4 separate regions of the Homo sapiens genome follow, and all the other regions are linked to region 2. The links are chromatin contacts, found by Hi-C or POLR2A ChIA-PET in ENCODE. All regions are on one chromosome and are shown on one strand. Each heading gives the region's core, a stretch centred on a gene start or an enhancer-like site at or near the end of the contact. The rest is flanking DNA. Distances are from core to core; before and after follow the strand shown. Region 1 overlaps KCND2 (potassium voltage-gated channel subfamily D member 2). Region 2 holds the start of FAM3C (FAM3 metabolism regulating signaling molecule C). Region 3 holds the start of AASS (aminoadipate-semialdehyde synthase). Region 4 overlaps TSPAN12 (tetraspanin 12).

What was found. Hi-C counts contacts between places; a loop is a spot of excess contacts on that map. ChIA-PET counts read pairs that join two places held with the same protein, here RNA polymerase II (POLR2A). Pooled maps may share reads with other maps.
Region 1: a loop to region 2 is called in a map with no recorded cell type, with 4 times the contacts of the local background. The contact joins the enhancer-like site here to the promoter of FAM3C in region 2. A Hi-C loop is called at or near these places in 12 of 37 single-sample maps with no recorded cell type and 3 of 50 pooled maps.
Region 3: a map of ascending aorta shows a loop between it and region 2 (5-fold over the local background). The contact joins the promoter of AASS here to the promoter of FAM3C in region 2. A Hi-C loop is called at or near these places in 1 of 168 maps with a recorded cell type or tissue (ascending aorta) and 16 of 50 pooled maps. POLR2A ChIA-PET finds 5 or more read pairs at or near these places in 1 of 52 experiments (activated CD4-positive, alpha-beta T cell).
Region 4: a map with no recorded cell type shows a loop between it and region 2 (3-fold over the local background). The contact joins the enhancer-like site here to the promoter of FAM3C in region 2. A Hi-C loop is called at or near these places in 9 of 37 single-sample maps with no recorded cell type and 2 of 50 pooled maps. POLR2A ChIA-PET finds 5 or more read pairs at or near these places in 1 of 52 experiments (PC-3).

What each region holds. Positions count from the first base shown.
Region 1 is chr7:120,401,075-120,403,825 of GRCh38, forward strand. All of the region lies in intron 1 of KCND2 (potassium voltage-gated channel subfamily D member 2), which reads left to right. Among named protein-coding and RNA genes, the nearest start is that of KCND2, 130 kb to the left of the region's middle. Within about 2 kb of position 1,502, at least 5 of the 41 ENCODE cell types and tissues checked have a DNase peak (open chromatin) inside an H3K27ac peak, as active enhancers do.
Region 2 is chr7:121,395,014-121,397,713 of GRCh38, forward strand. It overlaps FAM3C (FAM3 metabolism regulating signaling molecule C), which reads right to left and starts at 1,295. Exons shown (of 10, transcript NM_014888.3): 1 at 1,149-1,295. RefSeq lists enhancers at 332-917, 918-1,502 and silencers at 730-1,559, 1,600-1,659.
Region 3 is chr7:122,142,907-122,145,635 of GRCh38, forward strand. AASS (aminoadipate-semialdehyde synthase) reads right to left here and starts at 1,343. Exons shown (of 24, transcript NM_005763.4): 1 at 1,255-1,343. It overlaps LOC102724527 (a long non-coding RNA gene), which reads left to right and starts at 1,508. Exons shown (of 6, transcript XR_007060500.1): 1 at 1,508-1,590. RefSeq lists enhancers at 167-672, 1,674-1,723 and a silencer at 974-1,173.
Region 4 is chr7:120,836,959-120,839,807 of GRCh38, forward strand. TSPAN12 (tetraspanin 12) reads right to left here. Exons shown (of 8, transcript NM_012338.4): 4 at 1,819-1,954. Among named protein-coding and RNA genes, the nearest start is that of TSPAN12, 20 kb to the right of the region's middle. Within about 2 kb of position 1,578, at least 2 of the 41 ENCODE cell types and tissues checked have a DNase peak (open chromatin) inside an H3K27ac peak, as active enhancers do.

The DNA of each region.
Region 1 (2,751 bases), core at 252-2,751, 990 kb before region 2:
TTGGTAATATGGACAGATTACAGGACAGCCTATGGATCCAGTGTTCCAATTGGACTGCATTTGGTGTCACTATCCCATGGTTCAAACTGAGAGAAAAGCAGGGAGCAAAAAATCTAGGACAGATAGCACGGTAGCATCTCAAGATACAGACCATGCAGCTGTACTGACATCAAAAAACGGCCTGAGTGTGACATCTAATCTCAAGACAAACCTGTCTTTTTTCAGTTCCTATTTTAAGCTGCCTTTTTCATGTTAGTAAATGGGAACTAGGGAAGTATGTGCTGTTCCCAGAGTTAGATATGCTTTTGAGGTACTGCCCATTGTGGAAAGTTACATCTAAAACATTTATACTTTCTAATTCACCATAAAACCTTTTAAAAATACTGTACAAATTTATGGACTCTGAGCCAGTTCTACTAAATCAGTATTTCTAGGGAGCACACAGTGGGAATCCATATATATGAGCTATTTAGGTGATTTTGATGATTGACCAGGTATGGGAGCTGTGGCTTTCAAAAGCTTTGATAGATATTTCATTATTAGAAATATTACTGTGTTTATAAGGCGTCAGTCCTCTTCCCCCCATCTTTAGCCACACATTTCTGCCTCTGACACAACTCTTCTCCTCATCTGTTGTCTTAGTAGCCTTCTGTCCAAAATTATCTTGTTGTAGATTTGCTTTGTTATTCTATCCCTTTCCTATAGTAGCACTTTCCTGTATTCAGTTTTCCATCAATTTTGAGTCTAAGACTTATTTTTCTATCCTTTCTTTCTCTCTGAATAACTTATATCCTAAAGCACATTGAAATTGCATGTCATACTGTTATACATACCCCACCACTCTTTTTAAGTATATCCTCATTGGTAGTACATCAGCTGGGCTTAATTTCTAAAAACAAAATTAGGGCCCGATGGCTCAATATTTCTGAATAAGTAACCAAAATTGTTATTGTTATAAGAATGTAAGAAAAGGGTGACAAAATGGTGAATTGCTTTAACAAACGGAAAATGAGTTCAGAATGAAGCAGAATGCCTAAGACATTTTACATCTTGACTTGTTTTAACAAGATTCTAATGCTTTGTATTTCATTTATAGAATAGTTATAGCTTCCCATTGGCTCTGTGCTCCCATTTACTCAGCTACTGTAAATAATAGCCATCAGCAAAGCTTTTGAAATCTTCAGATGAAAGGAACTTAAATTAAGGAAGCTTCCCATGTGCATCCCTTCCCCCACAAAAAAGGATGCTAAGAAAACAAAGAACGGGGAGTACAACGGAATGATTGTAGTAACTGAATGCATTCCAGCTTTTGAAAACGATAAACATTTATTTTCTGACCTAAGTGTTGTTGTTTTTAATTTTTTTAACTTTTTTTTCTCAGTTGAAGCAGGCGATAGTGGATATTATCTTAAGATATGAAAGATATTGAAGGAGGCAGTATCAAGTCAGTTACACTATGTGGATTAATGTTGCAGTAGTTTCTTTCTTTGGTTATTGCCAAGCTAGTTGCTATTTTCAGAGTATTAGTCACATGCTTCTGTACCTGAGAGTGAAATTTTTCATTTCCCTCTAAAGATGATTCATTTTGTTTCTTACAGGAAGAACTTTGATAATAAATTCCAGTGTACTTTTAAAAATGTTCCCAGGGACTTAAAATGAACCTGCAAATATTTAATTTTATATTATCTTTTTGACATAGTTTGCTTACATAATCTACATATTTTGAATAGATGATTAGACCAAGGGAGCTTGCAGTAGATAAGGTTAAAATCTTAATGAAGATTAAACATCTTCTTTTAAAATCTCCTTATATTATTACTGTTGAGTGACAGAATAGATATTCAATCCTTTAAGCCAAGAATGTATAATGGGACTGGTATGTAATAAGTAAACTTGGGAAGCATAACTGGAAATACAGAAGATACTGAACTTACATAACAATGTGTCTGAACTTTAAACGTTTTTGCTTTCCACAGTCTGGCTTTCTCTCCTGCATTGTCCATATGTAAAGATGACTTAGCCAAAGCTCCCAAGCTCCCAAGAGTTGACAAATTCTCCCTTCCAGGGATTAACCCAAACCAAATTATAATATCTTAATCCCAATTCCAAGTTCCTAAAAGAGAGAATTTGTGACTGAGAGAAGAGGATACTCTTCTCCCTCTGCCAGCTAAGAAGATGTCTGAAGAGATGGCAGCTACAGATTGGCCCAGAAATTTAGTCAAATCACCCTATTATTCATGTTTTTTTTTTTTTTCTTTTATAGACAGAGTCTCCCTCGGTCACCCAGGCTGGGGTAAAGTGGTGCGATCATGGCTTACTGCAACCTCTGCCTCCCGTGTTCAAGCAATTCTCCTGCCTCAGCCTCCTGGTAGCTGGAATTACAGGCGATGGCTACCAGGCCCGGCTAATTTTTTTTTTTTTTTTTTTGGTCTTTTTAAAAGAGGCAGGGTCTCATCATGTGGTCAGGCTGGTCTCAAACTTCTGACCTCAAATGATCCACCTGCCTAGGCCTCCCAAAGTACTGGGATTACTGGCATGAGCCACCATGCCAGGTGATTTTTTTTTTTAACGTAAGACTTATAATTGAAAACAATTTCACATTCAAATTTTTAATTTAATTAAAACAACATGAAATACAAGTAAATAATTTTGGGGAAGAAAATACATTTATATAACAACACATATGTCTAATTTTATTGATCAGAGTGACATTTTAAAATGTTTTTTCCAGATATAAACAATGACTGTTTT
Region 2 (2,700 bases), core at 45-2,544:
GAGTTCATATTTCCATCTGTAAAACTAGAAAAGATAAAGGGACTTATTCACTGAGCTGTTGTGAGAATAAATGAGCACACGAAACCATTTGGCAGTGCCTAGTACACAGTAAGCAATCTAATATTATTTATGTCATTGTATCCATATATATATGGATACATACATATATATGGATACATGGATACATACATATATACGGATACATACATATATATGGATACATACATACATATATATGGATACATACATATATATGGATACATACATATATATGGATACATACATATATATGGATACATACATACATATATATATATGGATACATACACCTGGCTAATTTTTTTATTTTTTAGTAGAGACGAGGTTTCACCATGTTGGCCAAAAAGAAACAAAGGAAAAGTCCTATCAATTAGATAGCAGTTCTATATTACAGGCAATAATATTTTTTCTTAAAAAAAAAAAAGGTAGAGGATGATGGAAACCGCTCCTCCCACAAGTAAAACAGCTGGAGCTCTCAATCTCAAATTGCCAATCCGTCACTCACATATTCAGATCTAGGGCCACTAATCATCATCCGTGGTCCCGAGCTGTGAGAGCAGTAGCAAACAAATAGGAAGAAAAAGAAGAGACACCAAACATCAAAGGGCTGGATAGCTTGTAAAAAACCAAAAGTACCTCTAGTATAGGCGACACTAAAACTTTACAAGTGAGTCAAAACGGCCCCCTATGGAGTTGGAATGCAACACCCAACTCCGTCCCCACCTCTCGGAGCTCTCAGCCTACACGCTGCAGGGGCGCGAGCCACAGCCAACCTGGGGAAGATGCGACCCAGGTGCCCGCCCCAGGCCGGGGCGCCGAGTGCCAGCGCCAGGTGCAGACGCCGCCCCGTCTCCGCGGAGCCCGGGGATGCCCACGCCGGGGCGGCGGCCGGGAACCCCGGCCAGCGGCTCTCCGGGACCCCAGTCCCGCCTGCGCCCTCTCCAACGTCCGGACACGCCGTGACAACGCGGCCGGGCCCGGGGCCCGCCCCCGGCCGGTGACCGCAGTGCGCGGAGGCTGAAGTCGTAGGTGGGCGTCTGGCTTCCCCGGCCTCCTCCATCCCTCCCCGAACCTGAGCCCCGGCTCCGTCCGCCTCCCAGCCGTCTCACCGGCCTCCCGCCCGCCTCTCCGCCGCGCGCGCCCGCCTTCCGGCCTCCCAGCGCTCAGTCCTGCCGGAGGCCGACGGGAGCCGCCGCCTCCAGCTCGCGCCTCCGCTTCCTCTCGGACTCCTCCGGCTGCCCCTCACCCCGGCAAGTGGCCAGGAGAAAGCCAGCTCGCCGCTGGGCCTCCTCCCACGCTTCCCGGCCGCGACCAATGGGCCCCCGCCGCCGGGAAGCCGCGCCCGCCCCCTGGCGGTGGAGGACCAAGCGGGCGCCCGGGCCGGCCAGAGGGAAGGGCCGGAGAGCGGAGGGAGGGGTCTGCGGTCCCGCCCACCGCCCCCGGCCAGGCGCTGCACAATCTGAACTTGCCACGTGGGAGCTGCCGCCGCCGCAGCGGCCCTGCGCCGGGTGGCACTACGGGAGGGAGAAAAATGTGTCACCGCCGTCTCCCCACCGTTTACACGCACAAAATCCCAGCCTCAAGGGCAGAACATTTTAAATGACCCACCCATCCTAGAGATGCGCCAGTTAGGTCATCTTATATATCTTGAGATAGCTGAGATGGTCAGATCAACCAAGGACCTTGGGTTATTTGCCGTTTGACTTCTTGAACCCTAGGAAACTGATTCTGAAAATCCTACTGTCCAGCGTCATTAGAATTCTGATCACCTTTAATGCACCACCCAAGAAGAACAGTAGTCCTTGCATTTTCCAAGTCACGTTTATTTTTTAAATTATAAGATACACAATCGTTAGAAATATTTTTTCTCAGGAGATTTCCTACAATTGTGTTGATAATTGGGAAGTTAATCCAAATCTTACTACATAAGACCTTAGAATGCAAAATTATTTCATAATTCAGATCCATATTCTAAAATAATGAATAACTGTTACCTAGTATTTGACAGAATATTGGGATCATCAGTGGTTGCAGAAATTAAATTGCATTTAAAAATAGGGTTTGACTATAGTGTGTTAATATAGAATTAATAATCTACCAAATTTTAGCTTTCCTCCAAAAATATAAAACACACAAACTAATAGTAACTATGAATTCTGGAGTTTGTGATCCGTGATCAGGGGAGAAAGCATGAAATGAATTCTCATTGTCTTCCATGTGCCAATATTATGCTATTTGTGTATTACTTAAATCAAAAAACTAAGACTCCAAAACTGAGTTTAAATATCTTGCTCAAAAATACAAGATAGTAAGTTATGAAGCTGGAATTCCGGCCTAGCTTCATGTAGCTCCAAATAAACAAAAAGGCACTTTGCTTATTATAGTACCAAAAAATCATAACACTTACTGTACACATGCCTCTCCTAGACTGCTATGTCTCACTGAAAGAGTTTATGAAGCCTCTTGAGTAGGGAGGTCACGGTGTATTTCTGAAAGAGCAATCTGCTCTGTAACCGAGCCAACCAGATTGGAAATTACATGTGACATATTCTTATAGCACCACACCTGAAACAATTCCTGTGCATAAAGTTTAATGTGTTAGTAGCCTATTCTCCACTGACCATAAGATATAGCTTAGAACCCTTTGGTAGGTAATGAAAT
Region 3 (2,729 bases), core at 93-2,592, 750 kb after region 2:
GATCACGCCATCATCAATAACAAGTGAAACTGATAACAAATATGATTATCTGAAGAGTGGGAAAATGATTCAGGTAAATTGGCTTCAATTTTTGTCCACCTAACTCATTTTGCAGAATGGCCACCAGGTTACACAGTCAAGTCATGTAGCCCTAGATTCACTCATCTTCATGGGAAAAAAAGAAGAGGGGAGTGCAGGGGACAAAACAGACAAACCCAGAAACACCAAAGTGCCATCAGTGTTTTGGGATTTTTTTTAATACAGTATTGGAAAGCCGCAGCTTCAGTCAAGGACCATTCCGTCCTGTGTATAACTACATCTCACAGCTGCACCTTCCCCACTGATAACCCACAACATCAAAAAATGTTAATCCTTGTTCAAGTTACTGAACTAATTCATTCTCTCTCGCGCTCGAGCGCTCTTTCTCTCTCTCTCTTCCGCTCCCCCCACCCCCATTCCCCTGAAATCAATGTCTGAAAAGCACATTTCTTCTTCTGAAGCTGTCAGGATAGACAGACATTCAGCCCCATTCAACCGAGGAGGGTGGGTAAACTGCTTCTCCCCGCGCCCCGTCCCGCGCGAGCGCTCACAATGGGCTGCATAGTCCCGCAGGGGCTGAAGAGTTCAGGAAACCCAGACTTGCAAGGCGCCCAACTTCCACCCATCTCCGATCCTTGCTGGAGAATGGGTCTGTGTCTCGGAGAGTGGGCAGCCCAAGATGGACAAGGAGAGAAGTTTGTGATCAGTTTGGCTAAGCTGGGCGTGGGGAGGGAAGGGGGAAAGAACCACCCCGAAATCTCCATCCACCGCCCCCTCAGCCAGCCGTCCCCTCTAAGCACGCCGTCCACAAATTAACAAGCCGTTGTTTCCTCAGCTTCATCAGTTCTTTATTCCCCAGCCACAGCACCACCACTGTCCGCCAAAAAAGAAAGAAAAGAAATCCGAATTGCAATCCCTCGCCTTTCTACTTAGAAATGCTGGAGCTGCGCTGACCGCTCTCCCTCCCTTCCTCGCAGTGAAACTCTCTGCGTTTCCGCTCTCCCTCCATTCCTCGCAGGGAGGCCCGAATGCTCGCCGCCTTCTCCCTCTCTCGGCCCGGCCGGGGTCGCCTCGCGGCGCCGGGACCCGAAGGCCAGGCTCGCGGGCCCCTCCCAGCGACAGCCCGAGCCCGGCCCGCTATCTCCACCGCATCTCACAGGCTGAGCCCACCCGCGCGTCTGCTCAGCTCTCCGCGGGGACCTCTCCTCTCCTCACCTCGTCCGCTCTGGGGCGCCGACTTGTCCCCCGCCGCCTCGAATCTTCCGAGTCGCTGCAGGGGAGGCTCCGAATTCCTAGAAGAAACTGGGATGGAAGGCCGGGAAGTAGGAGGTGTTTGCTCAACTTCTGAGGACGTCACGCCTCTGCCTCCCGTAGCCAATCAGCAGCCGCCCTGAGGGAACAACCTTCTCATCTGCCAATCGGCGGCGCTGCCAGTTGCTACGTCATGCCCGGCCCCTGCTCCTCCCCAAGATCCTTCTGTCTCTGATCTCTGATCTCTGACCTGCGTTCTTAGCTGGGACGTCGAGTTCTCCCAGGATAATTATCGACCAGGTTTGTAACTGTCCGTGGCAGAAGGCGGGCGGGGACGGAAAGCAACGAAAATAGTCTGGGCATTACGCTCTAAATAGAGGTGCACATCTCCTGGGGAAAAGTTGCGAGCGCCGGTACCTCACGTTTGTTTAGCTATAGACACTTTTCAAAGCATTTCACCGCCTTGTCACAACCCTGTGAAGCCAGATAACAGTTCTTACAACAGTTTTAGAAGCCAGCAAGCGGAGAATCTGAGAAATTAAAACTGAGTGTGTTCATGTGCATATGGCAATGTCCAATGTTATTGAAAAGTCCTAACTACCTAGGAGGCCTGGAGGGAGGGGGAAAACGTATTTCATAGACACTAGCCCCAGCACTAGGAACTGAAGAATCGTCTGAAGCCCAGCTGTGATTCCCCAAGGCGTCAACGGTCAGAAGTTAATCTTCCCTCCTGTTTTTACAACTTTCTCCACCACTTACTCTTCTTATACCTGCCATAGATGTATTTAGCTACTGAACTCCTATGTCAACAATCTATAGCCAGAACGTTCTTGAGACTCCACTCATATCTCCAATTGCAGAGAAAATTATTTATTTATTTATTTGTGGTAGACATGGGGTCTCGCTGTGTTGACCAGGACACTGGTCTGGAACTCCTAGCCTCAAGCTATCCTCCCACCTCGTCCTCCCAAAGCACTGGGATTACAGGTGTTAGCCACTGTGCCCAACCCCAAATTAGAATTTTATCTGTAAGTAGAGTTGGAATTTTCTTCTGTATCTTCAGCTTCACATTTCCAAAATCGGATCCCTTATCATTCTTGGAAAGTCTTCCAAAGGCTGTGTAGTGGTTCACACCTGTAATCTCAGCACTTTGGGAGACTGAGGCTGGAGAATCACTTGAGCCCAGGAGTTTAAGACTAACCTGGGCAACGTAGCAAGACCTGTGTCTACTAAAAATAAAAATAATAAAAATAAATAAAATTTTAAAAAGCCAGGTGTAGTGGCACATACCTGTGGTCCCAACTACTTAGGAGGCTAAGGTGGAAGGATCACTTGAGCCGCAGGATGTTGAGGCTGCAGTGAGCCATGATCATGCCACTGCACTGTAGTCTGGGTGACAGAGTAAGACCCTGTCTCAAAAAATAAAATAAAATAAAGCC
Region 4 (2,849 bases), core at 328-2,827, 560 kb before region 2:
AGCATCCCACTGCATAGGGACTGTGCAGAGTAAAAGTTGGGAGGAGGGAGGAAATGGCAGTCAGACCTTAATTGGTTATGCAAGAGAGACATCATTGTAAGACTGCGTTTTAAAAAAGAATTCTGAGACTCTTTATTTAAAACTTGAAATATGTTATACTCTACTCAAATTATAGAAGGTTCATGTAAAGTAAGTCCTTTTGTTTATGTTTAAATTATTGCCCAAATATCTAAAATTGCAAAATAAGATCCCAAATTTCCACCATTCTCCCTTTCACTATATACCTATATGAAGAGAAATAAAGCAGTAGGCATGTTTCCCCATCTCTGAGTGTGGTTTATTTTATTCATTTATTTATTTTTTTTTTTTTTGAGATGGAGTCTTGCTCTGTCGCCCAGGCTGGAGTGCAGTGACGTGATCTCGGCTCACTGCAACCTCCGCCTCCCGGGTTCACACCATTCTCCTGCCTCAGCCTCCCGAGTAGCTGGGACTACAGGTGCCCGCCAACATGCCCGGCTAATTTTTTTGTATTTTTAGTAGAGACAGGGTTTCACCGTGTTAGCCAGGATGGTCTTGATTTCTTGACCTCGTGATCTGCCTGCCTCGGCCTCCCAAAGTGCTGGGATTACAGGCGTGAGCCACCTTGCCCGGCCTGAGTGTGCTTTATTTTCTATAGCATTTTGTGTTTTTCAATATTCGACCTGAACAGTTACCCTCCAAGAAGCTAAGTAATACATTAACACAGGTTATACTGTGAAATTCAAAGCTTTAGTTCAACTTCACACTAAGATTCTGTTTTAATTGACTTGGCATGGGAGCCAGTCAAGCACGAGTGTGTGGGAGCTGGCTCCTTGAGCCAATTTGTACTCATCTGTCCCCAGTTCCACATTCAGTGATTTCATGTTGGTAACTTAAAATTGACCATGCTGGGAGAATTTACCCCACGGAAATCCCCAAATGCTACAAATCTGAGCTTTTTTTCTGCCCAGTGATCCAGCTTACCAGCACACCACTCAAATTGTTTAAGTTCTTTATATGAAATTAATACACAGCCAGGGCTGAGACCTACTATAAAAAAAGCGTATACTCAATGAATTAATTTTTCAGCCTTATATGTCTGCAACTATATGTTAGTAATCTCATTACCTGGTGCCACTAGTATATATTTTGCACATTAAGTGCTCTTCTAAAAATATCTATATAAACAGTATTTTAATCAACTCAATTTTTTAATGTTAAAAATGTTTGCCTACTTTTGAATTAAAAGACTAGTCACAGAATTTGAATGGTGAAACTAATTTAAAAAGTACCTAGTGCAACTCTCAGAGTTAAAAAAACAACAACCAAGATTATAGAAACTGAGACTCGCTTATGTTCTCTAAACTATATAAAGGCAGTGACAGGACCATTACATACGTCTGCTACCTCACAACCTGAATTTCCATAGGAGCTTACAGGGTGGATTTGTTTAAAAATAGAAGAGAAAGAAACAGTTCCTTTATGGCTTCTCAGTTCCAGTCCCAAGGGGCCTTTTTGAGTGCTAATAACTACAAGGACACTAGAAAGAACTCATACTTTCAAATGAAAATGTCAACACGTAGCTGGAGTGAAATAATTAAATTGCTTATATATATTTCCATACCTCATCCGGTACAGCAAATATGTGTATTCAAATAATCTCTTGTGAAACGAAAGCGTCCCTTCTTACAGGATGTTGTTACTGCTATCACTGCTCCCTAATCTTGTGAACTGATTAAAAAATAATATATTACTGGTTAATCTTTTTAACTATAATAAAGAGAAAATATAACATCATACCCATGCAAGAAGCAACAGATTTCTTTTCACCGTTCCACAATATCCTAACATCCCCACAATGATAAGGAAACAGCAAACAGCAATCATGACCGGATGAACCACAGGAAAGTAAGTCAAAATGACTGCTTCCTCTACCCTGAAAGAAGAAAAATAATGTATTAGAAAGAAAATATAATCAAAATGCACCCAAGACATAGCAGAAGACACAACTGTGATTTGTGTTAATAATTCTTTCAATCATGATGCCTCAAAACTAGTGACTGCATTGTTATTTTCAAAATCACTGTGCTATTGTTTTTATGTTTATTTGCTCGGTTGCTTTATTTTTGGTTTTGCAGTGTTTGTTTTTTTTAATACAAGTGGTAGCTTTCCTACCCCAACTCATTTAACATATAATATACAGGACCTTGATAAAAGGTCCATCTATTATTATCTCCGAAGCCTTAGCCTAAGTAAATCACATGGGAGCCTTTGCTATTTCCCAGCTGGGAGGAATCTCCTTCCTCTTCTCTAATTTTTGATCCCATGTGCACTACGTTTCTTCTCCCTGACAATTGATCCTCCCCCAAAATGTAAAAGACTGCTATGCAAAGGAAAATCAATCTACATTTAAAGAAAGGAATAGGTAGAAATGATTTTTGCTAGAACACGATGAAAAATTCATTAACCGAAACCAGTATTAATGATAAAAATTAACCATTATTAAGCTAACTTTCCCTGTGTTAAGGACTTGAAAAAAATGGTTTTCATTTAATCCTTACCACAATTCAGATGTCATATAATACAATCTCCATTCAGAGATGATGGAGTAAAAAGTAATTTGTCCCCTGTGATGTTAGTAGATTAACCCTTGAAATTTGAGAAAAAAAAATCATTGTGGTGTATGGTTTTCATTAACCCAAGAATATGAAGGTAAGAGGAAGCTGACGGTAATTTTCTTAGGGAAAAGTAACTATGCTGGTTCTTTACACGCACCTATGACATGGCTGATGCACAATCAGGAGGACAGGCAACTGCTATTACCATACCCA